Linked DNA regions of Homo sapiens: all the other regions are linked to region 1. A link is a loop called in an ENCODE intact Hi-C map of the cell type or tissue named here. Cell type or tissue: endothelial cell of umbilical vein. All regions are shown on one strand.

Region 1 (2,500 bases):
TTTAAAATAACATTGGGTTGGAGAATAGCAGCTCTTCTCAAAGTGTGGTCTGTGGATCAGTGGCATCAGCATTACCAGGCAACCTGATAGAATTGCAAATTCTCAGGTCCTATCTCAGATGACTGAAACAGAAACCCTGGCTGGTGGGGCTGAGCAAGAAAGTTTTAACAAACTTTTCGGGTGACTCTGATTTATTGGTGTAGAATATTAATAGTAAAAGAACAAAATTCAGAGCAGTAAATGTAAATTTTGCAGAATAGATATAATTAGCTATCGTGATTTTTAGAAAGAAGGGATGAATGTTACTAGTGAGGCTTATGCAGATGGCGGGCAAGGTCCTTCTAGCTTTTAAAAGTATATTAACTAATAGTACTGCACTCTGCAGATGTTGGCAAACCCTTTTGCTGCAGGGGCTTGATATTTAATACCTGTGGATCAAGCAGAGTGGATATTAGCCACAAGCCTTGTATGAGTGGTGGGGAAGGAACTGAAGAGCAAGGACCATCTCAAGGGGCAGCCTCTTTTCAGTTTCTGCTGCTTTGTTACCATGTAGAAACAAACCCTGTATGCCCAGCTCCGTAGATTTGTTTTTCCAAGAGAAACCAGAAACTTTGATTTTTTAACTGTGATATCTCCATATTTTAGAACATTGACATCCAATTCAAGACTTTGAAAATATTGTATGGGCTAAATAAAATCTGTTTGGCCCATATGCAGCCAGGGCACTGCCAGTTTATATCTCTTGTCTCTAGTATCATATGCCACAAGAATTCCCAGTCTTTTCCTGATGAAGAGCTGTTTTTGATTTACTTGAACCAAATGAATTACTAATTTTAGAGGATATATATATATATATATATATATATATATATATATATGAGACATTTATCTTTTATCTGTTTGGGCCTCAACCCTGAGGTCAAGATGTCAGTAGACAAGGTGTCCTTCAGTAGTACTGCGCTCTAAACACTCTCCATGTCCGACATCTTCAGGAGGCCCTGTCTCCCACTACTGGATCTGTCCTTCTTCTCACAGACTCGACTGGCTTGCCCTTATTGTGATGTCCCTAGGTGTCCCAGGGATGGTCAGTGGGAGGAACTTTGGAAAGTTTACCTGTACCTGACAAGTCTTGAGGATTAGCCAGGAAGTGGCTGTGGGTTTATGATGTACTCTTCTGGTTAGAGGGAAGATAGATTTGGTAATTAGTGAGCCTTTTGATATATTTTTAGAGGAAGAAAGTAACTATGAATTAGTAGGAGCAGAATATCCTGGTTTTGAATAGGAAAACCATCTTGTTGTAACAGGTATATAACTGGAAAGAAAAGAGAAGGGCAATTGATTTATGGACTATGGAAGGAACCCAGCTTGGCAGAACTTCATTGAATTTCACTCTGTGGACCAGCAGGGGGCATTCAAAGACCCTAAATCAAGGGCTCATAATTTTTTTTCCTTCTTTTGCTTCATTCTATGCAAACATTCTGTTTCTGCTTAAACTTTCACCAACTAATTTTAGCATTCATCAAGGTTCATCAGATCTTGCCTGTGGCAATGATTTCTGTGGAATTCTAATTGTGACTTTTAATGTCTCTCATTCTTTCAACATTTATTAGTTGGAATTCTTTTGCAAAGAAGAGTTGTCCCTTCTTCATTTTAAGTATTTATATCAGTGTAGACTCATGAAAATTTCATTCCTTGGAATGAAGGAAAAAAAATTATAATCCAATCCAATTCAATCATTATTTTATTTGCTTTTATTTTTGCTCAAATTGTTCCAGTTTTGGCAGTTGGGGAACACTTTCAGTTTGGCTTCTTTGTGCCCTTTTGTCATCCTGTGTGCTGTCATCCTTTTGTTTGTTTTGAGCACTTCCTTAGTTTCTGGCACCACAAGATATTTGAGGCTTGTCTTGTATTTTCTTTGCCTTAGCCTTAGAAGGGGTTTACAGTATTTCTACTTTTATTTCACTTATGAATCCTATATTTTGAAGTTTTTTCCCTGTGAAATTGTATTTATGTATTAGCTAATTAATATTCTTACAAGGTAAAACTATTGTTAAGATTCATATTTAGATTGCCTGAGATTGGCAGTGCTACTGCTACTTGTGGGCATAATTCCAGTCAAAAGCAAGGAAAAACAGTTTTTAGTTCTAGCTGACTACCTTTTTAAGAGCAAGCATCTGGTTTATGTCAGGTTTTCCCAGTGCCAGAATTACTGCTGAGTTTTCATTAGTACCTGTAATGTAGTCCCCAGATTATCACAGCTGAGTGGCTCAGGGACCTTGACAGATTCTGACCTCATCAACAACTTGAGGTTATATTTTTTGGGGGAACTTACTGAGAGTTTAGAATAAGACTTGATCTAATAGCAACAGTATAGATAAGAACAATGAAGTTTTACATTTGTGTGTATCTTTGTAGCTATGGCAGGTTGAATACTAAGATGACTTCCAGTGATCTATGCTCTTACATAATCTCCTTCCCCTTGAGTTGTGGCAGCGACATG
Region 2 (2,500 bases), 860 kb after region 1:
GTTCAGTGGGTGTTTAAATCTTGTCCTTCAGCCAAGTGAAATAAAAGGAATGTTCTCATTAAAAGTCAAAATCTAAAAAGCAAAATTCAATCTGTCAAATTGTCAAGTGTATTAAAGGTGAAAAATAAAGCTGCTAAGACGCTTGGGTCTTTTTTTAGACTCTTGTTTCCCTGGCGAGAAGAGAGAGTCTTTCTGAGACAGGAGTCCTTTTTATACACATTTCATAATAGTTTGTGCCCCTAAACGTAAGCTCTGAGCCAATAACATTCAGGTCCTGTTAACACATTTATACAGGTTTCTAATCAATAAGTGGTTATTAATTTGAAGTACATTTTAGTGACTAGATCTTCAAACCTATCTGCCTCCCACAAGCTTCCAACTCGGATATATATGTCATAGAACAAACGGGAATTCAGTATGAAAGATTAAAATGGACTTAATTCAATGTCTAAGATATTACCTTTATTATGAATTATCCCTTTTAAGATGTTTATTCATACCAACATCTGTAATAATAGTCGTGAGCAGAAATGATGCAAGCAATATATTTTTCTCATGGACAGCCATATTTCAGGTCAGTCCTAAAATAAACTTACTATCAAAATTTTTAGCTAAATATTATCTTTACTGGGGGATGAGGTAGGGTTATCATATAAAATACAAATGGCCACAAATTTGAATTTCAGATACATAATAAATGTTTTTTAGTGTAGATATGCTCTAAATATGGTATGGGACATACTTATACTAAAATATCTATTAGTTGTTTATCTGAAATTCAAATTTAACTGGAGGAATACTTATTTTATCATGATTATTTCTGTCCTAATCGGCAACCTAGGCGTGAGGGGAAACCGTCGTTTGAAGAAGGTGTCTGCTGAAGTCTCAAATAGAAAAGCAGAGGGACACACTTGTTAAGGCAGCTCTGGTAAGGTTTCCTCTATCTTTCCCCAGTTTACCAAACGAAGTGGAAGTCATTGACTAGGGCCAAAAAAAAAAAAAAAATCTCCTCACCACTGTCCCAGCTCATTTATGAAGACATTTTCTTTTCGCCTGGAACTGAAAAAATAAATCAAAGCCCCTTGGAGCCTGATTTATTAGTTTTCACCGAGTGTCATGCAGCCACTAGATGGCAGTAGCAGCCCATCATACCCCGCCCCCTCCCTGGCGTCCTGGAGCCAATTTTCTGTACCTTGTCCTCTTTCTCTTCGCAGGTTTCAGCTTGTCACTTTTCTTCTCCCTCTTTGTTTTCTATTTTTACTTTTATTCGAATGCCAGAAAAACCAGCTGGTTGAAGAAGTCGTGCGGTGCTCCACACGTTTGTCACAGAGGGTGCTGTGACTGAAAAGCCTAACTGATTTTCTAGGCTGCCGGAGCTGGATATCAGGCACCAGGGCACAAGGACACTTGCACTGGAAGCTGTGGCTGGGTAGATAAGGACAAAGAGTGTGATCATGCTTTGCTAAGTCCAGGACACAAGTCTGATTCTCCTGCATGTGAGAATCTCTCTCAGCTGCAGCTAGGTGCTAATCCGTGAACAAGCAGCTCATGGGGGACTTCCCAAAGGTTGTGGAGTTGGAATTTTGGTGTTCCTTTTCAAGACATGAATTTTGTTTTCAGGAAAAAAAAAAAACAAGAAAACGAAAAACCACATTGAGTTACAAAGCTATTCACATGGAGGTATCAGGAATTGATCTTCAGTTTCTAAAGTCCTCCTTAGAGATTTTTAAAGTTGGTAAGTGAGAGAAGAACTTTACATTTTGTAAAAATCTATTTTATTAAAAAGAGGATCTCTTAAATTCTTACTCCGAAAAAGTAGAGGAATGGAGAATACTGTGAAGCAAACGGGTTAAATGAATTCAAATCTTGCTCTCACCAAGGGCATGGCATCCATACGGCGAAGGCAGTCCTACCCTTCCCTCGCTGTTCCCTTTCCCTTCTGCCCGCCCCAGCCACTGCAGTTGTGCAGAAGACCTTGCTATCGATATTGACTGGTACCCTTGTTCCAGAATTCACACTTTAGCTTTTTTTCCAGGAATATAACCTCTTGTATTTAAACATTTCAAAGCAGATTATAAGCTAGGTTTGGATTCTGTTTGCACCTCTTCATTGTTCTTCATTGTCAACCTAAAACTGCATTATTATATATTTTTTAGTTGGGTATTTCCCTCATCTTTCTTCTCTCATTTAGCAGAAAAAAATCAAGTTTAATACTTCTCTAATATGTTAGATATAGATTTCCTGATTTATTTTTTGAGCTTGGGAACAGTAACTTCTGCCAAGGGATTCTTCTCGAAGCAGAATGGGCTTTTTATCTCTGCCACCACTGACAACCAGTTAGTTGCTTAGCAATGATTGGGATTGAATAAGAGGGGGCACTGTGGTGCATACTCTTGGAACTCACTGTGGTGGCCTCAGCCTCCTATTCACTGTAGATTTGTCTTCAACTCTTTCTGGAAAAGGGTTGGGTGGGGGATGGTTCAAGGAAGTCTTATTATGA
Region 3 (2,500 bases), 730 kb after region 1:
AATATTATGTCAGAACTACTGTGTTTACTGTGCTTTACCAACATATGTGCTTCTTGAGGTGAGAGATTATGGTTTATCTTCCTCAGTAATTCTCACAGTGTCATAATGTCCAGCACAATGCTGTGTAGTAGATGACCATGTAACATTAGTGGGTAATTACATGAACTTGTAGTGGTAGCATTTTCTGGGTCATCATCTATAGGCCAGTGGGATGATATTTTCTCAAGATAATTTTAAAAGGCAAGAAAAAAGAAGGCTTCTTATTTCTAATTTCCAGATAAGATATCCCCTACCTTGTCCCTGGATGATAGAACTGGATATTGTAAAATAATAGTAATTAGTATTTGAATGCCATTTAACTCTTTATAAAGCACCTTAACTGATATTTGCTTATTCATAATTCTGTAAGTTCTTCCAAAATTACTATACACTTTGAGGCTGGTGGTGTGATGTGTGAAGATGAGATAGAGGAAGTAAGCGTGGAGGATTTGGATTTGCAAAAACATTTGATAATGTATTGCTTTTCATTGGTCTCAAGGAGGTCTATTTCTAGGAGTATTGAGAAAGATATATATGTGTATATGTTTACCCATTTACCAGAAAATGGGTTTACTTCTCTAACGTTTTAGCAATAAAAAGAATTCCAGATATGCAGCAAATAAATCTGACTGTTAGTCAGCCCTCAGGAGCTGCTGATAGCAAAAGACTGAAGATCCTATATTTCTATATTCAGATCATACTACTGAGGGATTTCAAGCTTCTCTTTCTCAAGCCAGCTTTTATGGTTTAATAGTTTTTCTGTTATGAAAATAAAGCAGATGACACAAAATTTCAGAGAAAGACAGCAAAAGTAAGAGCCAAAGAAAAGAAGGAGTGGAAGTGAAAAACGCTTCAGTGAAAAAACTGGAGAGCTGACACTTTGGCACCGAAATGTTAATGCTTATTTTTAAGATTATATCGCCACCTAGTAAATAAGCTCAGAAATACAACCACAGAAAATGACAGCTTGTCTGGTGCTGAGCTCTAATCCTCTGGTTAGCAATTCCTGGGAGCACCTTTCCTTCTAAACATCTGCACACACAAATGTGCTACCTGCGCACGCTTTTAGAGTTCTCGTTGTTCAGGCTCAGCCCACGTTCTCCTGTTCATTTAGAGCAATGTGATGGAAAAGTCAACAGCACACATTTTAGAAATGAAAACAAGCCAAGGATTTCTATCAAGGAACCTGTTATCTACTCTTGAAAAATGATTAGTTAAAACCATACATATTATCATTTGCCAGTTCTGAATAATTCTGGGATTTTCATTAATGAAAATATTTTGCATTTTCTACTTTCATTTCTGTATAGAACCGAAGTGGTCTGTTCATGGTCTTTCTTGGTTAGGAAGCATTGGAACTAGGGAATTAAAAACACTAAAGACTGCTTAAAATTTTTCTTGTCTTTAGTTTTTCTGTTATTGTGAACAATCTTTTATTTCTTCTGCAGTGTTTGTTTGTACTGAATGCTTTATGCTTGATCACCCACCCTGATTCTGTTTTTGTACAAAAAGCTTGTTAGCTTGATAAAGCACTGCATAGGGTTTTAGTTGGTTGCTCAATAGATGATTATCTGGGTGGCATCCTGGCTATAGCCCTTGCTAGTTCCAATTTTGTAATCTGTGAGCTAGGGATAACAATAGTGCATACATCACTGGGCATTTGGGAGAAATAAATTAAGCAGCAAGTACTCAAAAATGTTAACTATTATTATTAATAATAAAAATAGATCGATTAGAAATGGTAGAAACAAAGGATAGAGACTGATTTCATCTTGCTCAATAGATCAAAATGGCACAGGAGATAAAAAGGTTTTAACCAAACACATAGATACAGATAAAGAAGGCATATATTCTGAGACTAGAAAACCATTCATTCTTAAAAATTCAGGTGATTAAATTTTAAAAAATTATTAAATTTTAATCATATTTAAAAATGATTGAATTCAAGTACTTAGAAACCTTGAAAATATACCTCCATTATTTTTTTCTATGCTATCTTTTTTTGAACGAAATCTATCCTCACTTCAGCCTTCCAAATAATAACTCCATTTTATTTTGAGGGCTGTTTAGAATAAACATGATTAAAGAAATTAGCCAAGAGTTTAGGGTATGAAGTGGGAGAGGGGAGATTTTTGTTACGAGAGCCTTTTTCATGGGGGTTATCAGGCATAAAATTATCAATTTTGTTTAACCCAGACGTGGCAGATTCTGCTATTTATCCCAGAATAACCATTGTTTTTCTTTTTCTTTCAATAGAACTTTGTGCTGGTACATGATTATACAGCCAAATATGCCCTAGCTTCTTAAGTGTGGCATCAACTGTGTGATATGTGCTAACTTTGGTGCCATGCCTTCATGAAGAACATGCATTTTCTTCTCCCCTTGTCTTTTTCTACCTTTCTGCTGGCTGGAATGTGGATATGATGATGGGAATGGAACAGCCACTGAACCAAGAGAAGGA

Evidence for each region. Peaks named below come from ENCODE experiments on the same cell type or tissue, not always from the same donor. Only the 100,000 strongest peaks of a DNase experiment are listed, where the experiment ranks them.
Region 2: it touches region 1 in a loop (12-fold over the local background); 4 of 110 quality-filtered maps call a loop at or near these places.
Region 3: a loop joins it to region 1, with 14 times the contacts of the local background. A loop is called at or near these places in 84 of 110 quality-filtered maps.

Annotation. Positions count from the first base shown.
Region 1 is chr3:101,807,979-101,810,478 of GRCh38, forward strand. All of the region lies in intron 6 of NXPE3 (neurexophilin and PC-esterase domain family member 3), which reads left to right. Among named protein-coding and RNA genes, the nearest start is that of NXPE3, 30 kb to the left of the region's middle. In endothelial cell of umbilical vein, a CTCF peak has its summit at 1,402 (motif pointing right); DNase peaks (open chromatin) are centred at 1,433 and 1,753; H3K27ac peaks cover 945 bases.
Region 2 is chr3:102,672,562-102,675,061 of GRCh38, forward strand. LOC105374016 (a long non-coding RNA gene) reads right to left here. Exons shown (of 14, transcript XR_001740824.2): 5 at 2,405-2,500; 6 at 1,193-1,425. Among named protein-coding and RNA genes, the nearest start is that of ZPLD1, 240 kb to the left of the region's middle. In endothelial cell of umbilical vein, a CTCF peak has its summit at 1,135 (motif pointing right); a DNase peak (open chromatin) is centred at 1,150.
Region 3 is chr3:102,535,716-102,538,215 of GRCh38, forward strand. No RefSeq gene overlaps it. Among named protein-coding and RNA genes, the nearest start is that of ZPLD1, 100 kb to the left of the region's middle. RefSeq lists a silencer at 810-1,104. In endothelial cell of umbilical vein, a CTCF peak has its summit at 948; no DNase peak of the experiment used is centred here.